2 separate regions of the Homo sapiens genome follow, and region 1 is linked to region 2. A link is a contact called in ENCODE Hi-C data. All regions are on one chromosome and are shown on one strand. Each heading gives the region's core, a stretch centred on a gene start or an enhancer-like site at or near the end of the contact. The rest is flanking DNA. Distances are from core to core; before and after follow the strand shown. Region 1 overlaps LOC105369489 (a long non-coding RNA gene). Region 2 holds the start of LINC02550 (long intergenic non-protein coding RNA 2550).

Region 1 (5,827 bases), core at 202-2,701, 92 kb after region 2:
GTGTTCATCCACATTAACAGAAATGAGATATAGGGAGATGGGTAGAGGCGGAAGTGGGAGTTTGTGGAAATTCTCTCTTCATTTTTCTCGGGAAAGCAGGAAGCAAAGCCAGTAATTGAGAGGGAGAGTGGGGGTAGGGGGTTTAAGAGAACAGAGGACGTATGAGATCCTCAGCTAGGAAAATGAGACAGTGAACTGGCTAGGGAGGCAGAGTGGTTGCCAGGCAGCAGAAGGCACAGCTGAAGATGGTAGTCATAAACTTAATGAGACTAGTCAGTAAGATTATGTGTTTTTCTCCAAACATGTCCAACGCTACAGGCTCAGGTGAGGAAGAGGCAAAGAGGTGGATGTAACTAGGTTTCTCATTTAGCCAAGCAAATATGCCAAAGGAGAGGGACAAGGAAATTAAAAATACACTCAAGAATTACTGAATGGCCGTGGCGTTTTTAAATGAATAATGAATAAAAGGAGGCCATGCAAGAGGTAAGGGATGGTGAAACACTTGTATAGATCAATAAAACAAGATCTTGGTAGGAGTCAAAGTGTTGTTGAACTACTGGTGGTGGCAGGGAATTGGCAGGTAGAAGACGGTAGTGAGAGAATGGGATAGTTGAAATTGGGAAATGGAAGTCAATTACGTTTCTCAAGGTCATACAATGTTATGTTGCAGAGCTGGGAGTCAAACTAAGATCTCTCTAATCAAAGAGCCCACCCCAATATTTAAGCAGTGCACTCAGGACAGAGTGAGAGAGGCCTTAGTTCACAGAGGCACAGTTGGCTTTTGTGGTATCATTCATGCAAATGAGACCTCATGGCTTTCTGTGGCAAATATTTATAGCACCGCATGAGAATGGTAATGTAAAATTTCTTCTCCCTTTCTCCTCCCCCTCCTACTTCTTACAGAAATAGTAACTGGTTCAGATGGGCTGGGCTGGTTCCATGGAGAGCATATGTTTGCTGATGAGGAGAAACAGACAAAGCCAGCTAATGGGAAAACGTGGGGTCCCTTATGAGTTCGGGGTTTAAATATCAGTTTCTGGTGTTTGTGCCTGTGTGGTTTTCTCCATGAAAGTGATCATTATCTTTCTAGCTTGAGATCTCCCCTGGGGGTGCTTGGTGAGGGCACCCACCCTCTTTAGATATTAACCATTCTCTAACAGCAAAACCACGGACAGGTCTTGTGGTGTTATATGTGGGGCAGAGTTAAATACAAAACAGACACTGAGGCACATTGAAATCGTGAAGCCGACGACAGCCCAGGAATGCAGAGATTGAGGCCCAGTCTCCTATGCGACTGCTGACTGTAAGAATGTTAACTCTAAATTTCCTGAATGTTGTCAGATCACAGCAGGGAGTCATGCATCCTCCCTGTAACATTCTCTCTCTCTGTTCTCTTTCACACACACACACACACACACACACACACACACACACACACACACACACATCATAAAGCCTTGAGGAATGTGTTCAGGATTTATGCAAGCTGTGTGCCTGGAGACCACATACTCTGTGAGAAAAATAAAATCTCTAGTCCTGAGAGATGATAATGATCATTTAGATTAGAACCATAAAAAGGAAAGCCATAGGATTTACTCTTACTGTGAATCTTGGATATTTCTGAATTGCCACCTTTCAAATGATGACATAATTTTGTCAGTGCTACTTCTTTCCCCCTGGTTTTCTTGAGTGACTTAAGCAAAGGGCCAACTGTGTGTTTCCAGCATAGAGCCTGGCACATGGAAACTGCTTAAACAAATGCTATTGGATAAACCTAATGGTGGCTTAAGGTCATTACTCAGGGGTGGTTGGTGATCTTAGACTCCCCTACAAGTTCCATCAATCTCCTCTTCAAGTCACTCCAACTGAGTTTTTTTAAAATATGAGTTTGCAATGTAACCATAGCTTCCAAGAGAATTTTCTGGAAAGAAAAAAAAAAACCACCTCCATGTTGCCCCAACCAGATTGTCATCCCGAAGACCCCCATATACAGAATGCTGGAGCTGTCCCCATCTCTCTTATGACCATTCCTTCCTCCCTAGTAGGTAATGATGGCTTGCCTGAGATAATCCACACTGGTGTACAGGAGTGATGGGTCTTACACCTAATAGCTCTATGACATCTTGGAGGCAAGTTTCTGAACCTTAATGGAACCTAGGTTTCCTTATCTGCAGAAAGGAATAAGAATATCAACATCCTATAGTGGTTTTCAAGAATTATTATAACGGATGCATAGTACTCAATGAGAGGTTATAAGCAATATCCCTCATATGAAATATAGGTCCAATGGTAATTCTGGATGAATGTTGCCTCTTTCAAGGAAAATATTTTCATTGTATCAGGGACCTAGTGATTGTAACAGACTCATAGTGATTTCCAGGAGGGAAATCTCTGCTTTAATTGAGGGTGCTAACAACATAGTGATAGTGGGAGTGAAAGTTTTAATGATGGTTTTTAAGTGAAGCTCTTCTTTCACACTATATTGGGACTGATTGTTTCTGGTGGGGTTTCAGTGAGTGGAACTTTCTGTGAGCCTCAGAGTCATAACCAGTGGGGTCTGCACAAAGAGGGGCTTGCCCTTCATTGAGGCTACTGGCTCTGTGCCTTCCTGAGCAATACATGATACCCCCATTGGGAAGGCAGTCCTGTTATGTCCAGGGCACTTCTTGCCAACAGGAGGCCCCTCCACCCTGGGATAAGCAGAGAGAAGAACCTATGCTTTCTTTAGGCATGCACAGCATCCTTATTCCAGAGGTTGTTGCTCAGTGACATACCAGACCAGAACTCCCTGAATCAGGCACCAGGCTGTGAGCAGACTTGTAGTTTGAAAAAGTTATGCAGGTGATTCTGGCATGTTTTCTCACTATAGTTCCCCTGCCCACAGCTTTACTGACACTCACATCTTCCATGCCACTTGAGAATCAATGTTCTGTAGTTGACCCGTGAACTACATGGACTGAACACACAGGTCCAATACATGGATTTTCCTCCATCTCTGCCACCCTTGAGACAGCAAGGGTGTCTCAAGACACCTTGAGACAGTAGGTACATATGATATGCTACCTACTAAATATGGGTTAACCTACTGTTTATGTTGTCAACAAGGCTCTTGGTCAAAAGAAGGCTAGCAGTATTTAAGTAGTAGTTAAATTAGTAGTAGTTAAGTCAAAAGTTATATGTGGATTTTCAGCTGTCTGGTGGGCCAGTGCCCATAACCCGTATGTTGTTCAAGGGTCAACTGTTTTATTTGGCTCAATTCTGAATGGGCACACTCTTCTTGAACAATTGTACAAAATAATAATCAACAATGTCATCAATGTGGATTGACTTTGTACAGTTTCTCTTGAGTACCTGAATCTGAATATAATTGCTATGTATTTAATAATTTTCTGTGCTATTACAGTTTAACCCTAATAAAATCACATTAAGAAGGTTTCCCCAAAGAGAAAATCAACTTGACAAAAAATTCCATAAGCCAAGGGTCAATATCGAATATTATGGCTACCCAGGGCTTGAAGTGGCATTATGTCTAGCCCAGCTTGTTGCCATTTAGAGTCTTTCCCTGATCAGGAAAACATACTGGACCTAAAAAAAAAAAAAAAAAAAAATCCCTTCTTAGACACCTAATGTTCAAGGAATTAGTAGTTTCCCACCCCATTTAACTTGTTTCTACATATCATGATCTAGAATGTTCTTTTATGAACCCCCGATTCCACCTCTAATGATAAACTGAGGCAAAAAGGGAGGAGAGAAAGGGAGGAAGAGAAATGTGGAGCAAATATACAATTCTTAAGCACTTATGATGTGCCAAACAGCAAAGAATGAGTAATGGGACTCATCAAGAACCTACTGTCTACATGCAGATTGTAAGTGCTGGCAATATTGCCCTTATTCTTTACGAGATTATAGTCAGTTTTCATCGGGTAACTGAGTGCCGCCAGTTGTCATAGCAGCAGGATTGGATCAATTAGTAATTGAAAATCAATGTAAATAGTTACATAACATAATTTTCTGCTATTCTAGTGAAAAACAATTACTATAAACATATCGCTATGCTTGGACATTAGGAGGGATTCTCACCAAAGGAAACATTGGCATGACTGAAGCATTCACATGCACTGGGCTCATGTTTGAGTCACATCCAATCCTCATATGACTCACCATTGTTAGCAATCAGAAAATGAAGGCAGCCTACTCACATCTGGATTCTGATCATTGGCTCACTATGGAAAGTGCTGAAATGTCCTTGCTTTGGAATAAAGAAATACAAGCCAAGAATAAGGGGACGAAGGCCCATTGTCAACTTCAAAAGACACTCTTAGTATCCTTACGATTCTTTTGCTTTGGACAGTTTGGATGATACATCCTTTTACTCAGGAACTAGAAGTGAGCAGCAGGAAGTGAAGGCCTATTTGGGGGACTTTAGGACTTGCTCCAGAGGATGAGCAGTTATCATGAGGGAGAGAAAGTTTGTGTTGCTGGTCAGCAAATACCAAGTGCTTCCTTTCTATTCTCTGGGACAAAATCATCATTGCACCCTTCCTTGGAAGCATGTTGTGGCTGGTACTGCTGGTACCCTTCACATATCCCCCTGGGTCTTACATTTCAGTGCTTATAGCACTAATTTACAATTTGGGGCACGTTTGCCTGAGAGCTTTCTCTGACTTCTAGAGACAATCTGTGCACAGCCATGGAAGACTAGAAATGCTGATTTGCTACTTCGGAGAGCCATCAACCAATACCTGATGGAAATGGCAAATGAATTTTCCTACTTTCTTGCCCCTTGCTGGGGTGACTCTGAGGCTCCTACTTTACAGTATCTCCTACAATCCTCTAGGAGGATGAAGCTTCAGGTGACTACGGCAGTTACTTGCTTCACATTACATTCTTTATGGTTGCCTTCTCTTCTCCAGCTCTACTGGGTTTCCCTGCCAGTGTTTCCTGGGTTCACTTCCCAAATAAACTACTTGCACTTGAATCCTTCTTTCAAGGTCTACTTTTGAAGAAACCTAGACTAAGACTTATCATACTTTTTCTTTTCTCATCATGCATTTTCTTACTTGGTCTAACCAGAAGCTTAGATAATTAAGATCTCTTGATCTTTGATCTCTTGATCTTGATAAACCAGTGTTGAAAATCTAAACACTCACAGAGATGCAGCAAGTTACCTAAATGGGAGAAGTGAGCTGGATAGATATTATGCTAACCAGATGGTACATACTCTGTCTCAAAGAGCCAGCTGCAACTCAGCCCCAGCCAATTGTTGCCACATGGAAAAGTGGGCCCAATGTGGTCACATCGAGTTTCTCATGAGAAGACCGAAATCTAGATTTTTGTGTAGCATCTCTTAATATGTAAATATTGGCCACAAATTCAGATGCTTTTATAACACTGAGCTGGCCAAATAAAACACATCTGTGAGCCATATTTGGCCCAGGGGCCACCAGTTTGCAATCACTATTACAGAAATGCAACCCTTAGCAGGAAATTCACAGATAACATTTAAAGCAACAAGGGTTGCAGCACTTAAAATGGATTTTCACAGCCATTATCACATCTCTTTTAACAGAGCCCATCCTCAGCCCACCCACAAATGGCTGTATCCAGCACTGCATATCTGCTCAAAAAACAAAAGCGACCCAAGTGGAGAGAGAAAGCTAATCATGGGCTTGGCATCTGATTGTGGTCTGGCTTAATACATTATTCTTAGAGCCAACTGGAAAGGAAACCACCACCCAAATCCGTCACGACGTGTGCTATCACAGTGAGTTTAAATTGGGTGGAAATGTTGTGAGTTTAATAAAATAGAACTGCTGAGATGTACATA
Region 2 (6,011 bases), core at 397-2,896:
GGCTTTGGAAGCCTGTAGACCTGGGTTGGTCATCAATACCTCTGTTGCCTTGAGCTCATTGCCATTAGATTCCTGAGTTGTCAATGGAGATAATAGTCCTTAGCTCACAGATTTTTGTAAAGGTTAAATGAATTAATGTATGTAAAGTATATGCAAAATGTCAAATAAAGGAAGTGACAAAATGTTAATTATTATATAATAGTTAAGGTAGAAATAAAATGACCTTTACATGCAAAAACATGTGCACCTTGACAGCCACTGCTACAAACCTTAAGAGATTTGCCATTGCCTGCCATTAAACCCAGTAAGGGCTTAAATGCTTTGTCAAACTGACAGGCATCACTCTGTGGTGGTTTTAGATTCTGTACTGAATTATATCTTTTAACAAGACTTGTTCTTCTCATTTTGGTATAATATAGAAGACCAGTATAGTTACATGGGTGATTATACAGAAATAAATGCAGAGTTTTCACATGGTCCAGATTGTTCAATCATGGTTACATTAGGATTCAAGTGAAGGGGAGACTGCTACCAGCTCCCTTGCAACACTCAGGCATTAGAAGATGAAGTTGTGTGAGGTGTAAGGAAGGGCTTTCTATTTGTGGCAGACATGAACCTATGCTTTGGGGACTGAGCAGATTGCTTACCATGGTTAGTACAGAATGCCCTGTTGAAGCCACATGAGGTAATTTCTGACCACAGGTAATGAGATAGAAGAAATGTGAGTTTCTAGAACAGAAAAAAAAATTATATTGTGAGTCTTCATACCACTGAAACTGTAGTGCTTAGTTTCAGTTGATTTGGGATGCCCTGTCTTTCTCCCCAGAATCGGGGGATGGGAGTGTGATGCTGTACCAAGGCTTGTCTTTTATAGAGACCAACATTTGTGAGTAATCCTCATTCACATTCCATTGTCTGTAATTAGTCTATTATGGTTGCTAATTGTCACATGTTTCTAACTGAAAACAGTTTTTTAGGTTCCTAGAATTTCCTCATTTCTTCTACGACCCTTCTGGTTCCAAAGAATTGAACCTGCAACTCTCAGTCCATGTCAAGCCACCAGGCCACCAGGCACTCTGTGGGACCACCTAGGACCCTGACAATTTCCATGGCAATCTTGGCTGCCCAGGATTTCTCAGTGGCTCTCAGACTCCACCAGAGCGAGGGACACTCTGTGAGGCAGCTATGGGCCAGTCTTTGCTGACACAACACCCAGACTTTCACCTCCGAAGTCTGTGTCTCCCAGGGATCTGAGTTCCCCTCTTATATTCATCAGTTCTGTTTGAGAGTTTAGCATTTCTTCACCAAGCTTCTTTTTGCAAGGGACCCACAAGTTCTACAGGAATTTTGTTTCTCTCAGACCCTCTCTTCCTAGCCCAACAGAGAATCTCAACTAGATCCCAGAATGGGAAGGCTTTTCTGACTCATCATGCATTCCTCCAAATCTATGGTTTATGCTTATGACAGAGGCAGGAGGCAGCCAAGGGTCCCCAGCGAAACCCTGCCTTCAAGCCTAAAACAGCCTGAAGGCTGAAAAACCGGACTTCTGGTCCCGGATGAAGCCCGCCCCTTCCGGACTGTTTCTTTCTGAATAACGCCCACCTTTGCACTGGGAGAACGGGGTGGGGCCTCCAGAAGTTCACGCCATTTGCAGCGGGGAGGAGCCTGTTCCTGTGTGGCGACCTGGGCTTCAATCTGTGAGGCGGGAAACCTGCTAGCAGGACTCTTGCTTTGGTGAGAGTTTTTTCTTTTTCCTTTTCCCCCAGTAAATTCCGTTTTCCTCACCCTTCTGTGTGTGTCCGCGAGCCTAATCTTTCCTGGTCATGTGACAAGAGCCCGGTTTTAGCTGAACTAAGGAGAAAGTTCTGCAACGTTTAGACATCTCTTTTGAAACACAATAAACTTTAAGATAACAGAAAATGTTAAATAGCAATTTGCCAAACATCAGGAAAGACATGGAAGTAAAAAAATGTGAGCTTTTAAAGACAAAAGTCATATCAGATGCAATTAAAAATACTCAGAAAATTTGGAACCAAGTTCATATTCAGGAAACATGGCATACGTTTTGTAGGAAATCACTTAAAGTAAAAAAAAAAAAAAAAAAAAAAAAGATATAAAAACGTTTACTTCTAATTCTTTCTCCCAAACTCAATTGCAGAAATGCCATAGAAGGGACAAGAAAGTGTATAGATTTGAGCATTTAACATTAAAAATTGGGATGGCTCTGGGGAGAGAGAAAGTGCCTGTATCCTTATATGGGAGAAAACAGTAGCTGTGGTAGGAGAGGCACCAGGATCTGAGGATAAAGTGGAGGAGTTATAGAGCTAGGTTTTCTTTCCATTTCCAGTCTATTATTTGAGGACCTATGCTTGTCCCTCCACCAGTGGATTTTTTCTAGAAAGCCAAACAAAAACAAACATTAAAACCAAAAATCCCGGCTGGGCCTGGGGGCTCACACCTGTAATCCCAGCACTATGGGAGGCCAGGGTGGGCAGATCACCTGAGGTCAGGAGTTCAAGACCAGCCTGGCCAACGTGGCGAAACCCTGTCTCTACTAAAAATACAAAAATTAGCTGGGCATGGTGGCATGCCTGTAATCCCAGCTACTCCGGAGGCTGAGGCAGGAGAATCGCTTGAACCCAGAAGGTGGAGGCTGCAGTGAGCCGAGATCGTGCCATTGCACTCCAGCCTGGGTGATAGAGCGAGACTCCGTCTCAAAAAACAAGCAAACAAACAACAACAACAACAACAAACCCAAATCCCCATCAGTTCTATCCCAGTGCAGCCAGGATCCACAGCAACCTCAGGGCCATGCTGGTGCTCACTGTGGTGAGGAACCGTTAGACAGCAAATTGGTGGTGGTATTGGGTATTTTATCACTCCACCCCACTTCCCATTAGAGGGCTAGTAAATTAAAATCAACAGAGGAACCTCACACTGGGGACAGGGAGCAGGAGCTGTGCACATAATGATGGGCAGAGTCAGGCTGTAGAGCCAGGGTCTTCCACTTTGGGGCATGCCCCCTTCTTGTTTAAGCATATTAGGAGAGGCACGATAACCAGGGATGAGAGTTTGGCTGTGTCTCCCATTTCATATTACCAACCAGGGAAATATGAGCCCACAGGAAACACTACAAAAAAGGTATGGATAGACATACATCTTTTAAAATTATTGTCCAGCCTTAAAAAAAAAAAGCTAATATTATTCAGCCTTAAAAAAAAAACCCAAATCCTGAAATACGCCACATGGATGAACCTTGAAGATGTTATGCTAAATAAAATAAGCCAGTCATAGAAGAACAAATACTGCATGATTCCACTTATATGAAGTATCTAAAACAGCCAAACATGTAGAATCAGAGAGTGGAATGGTGATTGCCAGGTTGTGGTGGGAGTGGGAAATGGGAAGTTACTAATCAACAGGTATATAGTTTCAGTTTCAATTATGTAAGATGAGTAAGTTCTGGAGATCTGCTGATCAGCATTGTACCTAGGGTCAACAGTATTGTATTTATACACTTAAAGATTGGTTAAGATAGTACATCTCATGTTAAGTGTTGTTACCATAATAATAATAATTTTAAGAAAGACTGCCAAGTGAATAAGCTATACCACATGCAATGAAATTCATGGCCTTAATAAGTCAAGCATTCACTACTAATTTATATTTTCAAAAAGATATAGAAGAATATTGTTGATTGAATTAAAAAAGCAGAATCAAGTGGCAAAATTGGGCAAGGAAAATATGGCTGTTGAAATAAGAACTCCATAAATGAATGTATTACAATATGGCTGAACAATTAGTTTGCTATAAGATCAGGTTAAGAAACTCCTTCAAAAAGCATCAAGATGTAATAAAAATATTAGAAATATAAAAGAGAAAACAAGTGATATGGAGGATAGAATGGAAGTGACACCATGCAAATCAAAGGTGCCCGTAGAAAGGAAAAAAAATAAATAACTGGAAGAAAAGAAATATTTGGAAAAAGCATAAACAAAAATTTGCTTGAATTTCAGGTTGAGAGAAATCATTGGGTGCCGAACAGGTTAGAACACCTGAAACATTATAGACATTAAGTACATAAAAAGCAAACAGAAAATTCTAGTTTCCACCGGGAAGTATCATATCACTTAAAAAAGAATAAGAATCAGAATGATGGTTTCCAGCTTCATCCATGTCCCTACAAAGGACATGAACTCATCCTTTTTTAAGGCTGCATAGTATTCCATGGTGGATAGCATTAGGAGATATACCTAATGTAAATGACAAGTTAATGGGTGTAGCACACCAACATGGCACAGGCATACATATGTAACAAACAAATGTTGTGCACATGTACCCTAGAACTTAAAGTATAATAATAAAAAAAGAATAAGAATCATGCTGACATTAGACTTCTCAATGACAACACTGGATGCAAGATAATGGAGTTGTCCAGCTAAAAAAAATTATATTTCTGATATATTCATGTAAACTATTATAAGTATTAGGATGTAATAAAGATATTCTCAGGTATACATGACCTCAGGCTTACTACATGAAGATCCTCTTTGAAAACATGCTTGTGGGAAGTTCTCTGATTCAAGGAGAAATAAATACAGAAGAAAATGATAAAATATGTGAGATAAAACGGTAAGTAACTTAGTAAAGTTCAATATTATTTCAAAAGAATGGACCAAAGAATGTATATTTATACTAATCTAGAACTAAGTTCTAGTTGATTAAAAACATAGTTGGGGGTGAGACGTAAATGTATTCATAACAGTCTATTCAGAGCTGCTTGTCTTGACAACCTGGGACCCCTGTATAATGAGATAGCCACGAATAGGTAAGGAAACAGCCTGTTGCAGGAGAATGACCCTGGGGTGGGAATCAGGAGATCTGAGATTTACTTCTGTTCTGCCACTAATTTGTTGCATGCCCTTTGCAAAATAACTTTCCTCAATTATTCAGGTATTTTTTCTTAAGTGTAGATGAGGCAGTTGGACCAGGGCTAAGTTCTTCTCAGTTTTCTTATTCTATGACACGCACACTTAATCTTTAATCAGCAGCAATGATATGGAGGTTTCTGTCTATATATATGTATATTTTAAATTTTACTATTATAATCATAAACAATAGTGGCCAACAGTGATCCTTTTGGAATACTGAGCTGAAACTCTTCTAAGTGCTTTTGTGAAAATATTATCTTGAGGTAAATGACATTTATCTCTCAATTAGGCAGTAAAGGACAGGAAAGGAGTTTACATTCTACTGTTTTATGCTCGTATTTTATCGACTTCATTAAACTTTGCATTTAAACACGTATATGTCTGCAGTTTATTAGAAAATTAAATGACAGTGACATTTGATACACACAGATGAGATGGAAAGGTTACATTTGCATGAATCTCTGTTTCAGTTTTCAGTTTTAATTCTAAATTATGAGTCCTTTCTCTAGTCATTAACTCATTCTGGGCATGGATTGATTAGACCATAATCTGCTTGGAAATAGGAACTGTACCTGGTTTTCATGGCCCACAATAAACACTCTATAAACGGTTGAGTGGAGGAAATCACTCAACCACATAGATGGATACTGCTCACTCCCATTCATGGTCTAATGTTAGTGCAAATAGCCCTCTGTTGGTGTTGGTGGTCAGGTCCTCAAGTGCTTTTGGTCACTTCTTTCCCAGTTCCCTATTCTAAACCTTTATCGTGGTGGACACAAGCCACCTACACAACCCTTGCCACCTTCACTTTAAACAAATGACTCTCACATCTACTTCACTGAGAAAACTGAGGTCACACTCTTGGAATGATCCTAACGCTCACTGACTTTGTGTTGAGTACATTTTGGTGCTCTGTAAATATAGACAGTAAAACCCTCCTGCAATGCTAGTGAGGACAGCTGGTTGGCGATGAGTTCTAGCATCTGGGAACTCATGACCAATCATGTTATACCTGAGTGTGAGTTGTTGGACATTTTATTGCGGAGTATGTTCCTCAAGTGGTTACTCTATCTCACAGAC

Evidence for each region. A loop is a pair of places that touch in the nucleus more often than their neighbours do. Pooled maps may share reads with other maps.
Region 1: a pooled map shows a loop between it and region 2 (5-fold over the local background). The contact joins the enhancer-like site here to the promoter of LINC02550 in region 2. A Hi-C loop is called at or near these places in 7 of 37 single-sample maps with no recorded cell type and 6 of 50 pooled maps.

The regions. Positions count from the first base shown.
Region 1 is chr11:111,000,760-111,006,586 of GRCh38, reverse strand. LOC105369489 (a long non-coding RNA gene) reads left to right here. Exons shown (of 3, transcript XR_948009.2): 3 at 5,570-5,759. Among named protein-coding and RNA genes, the nearest start is that of LINC02550, 94 kb to the left of the region's middle. Within about 2 kb of position 1,451, at least 3 of the 41 ENCODE cell types and tissues checked have a DNase peak (open chromatin) inside an H3K27ac peak, as active enhancers do.
Region 2 is chr11:111,092,953-111,098,963 of GRCh38, reverse strand. It overlaps LINC02550 (long intergenic non-protein coding RNA 2550), which reads left to right and starts at 1,646. Exons shown (of 2, transcript NR_149131.1): 1 at 1,646-1,734. It overlaps LOC102723966 (a long non-coding RNA gene), which reads right to left and starts at 1,809. Exons shown (of 3, transcript XR_428993.4): 1 at 1,603-1,809; 2 at 648-729.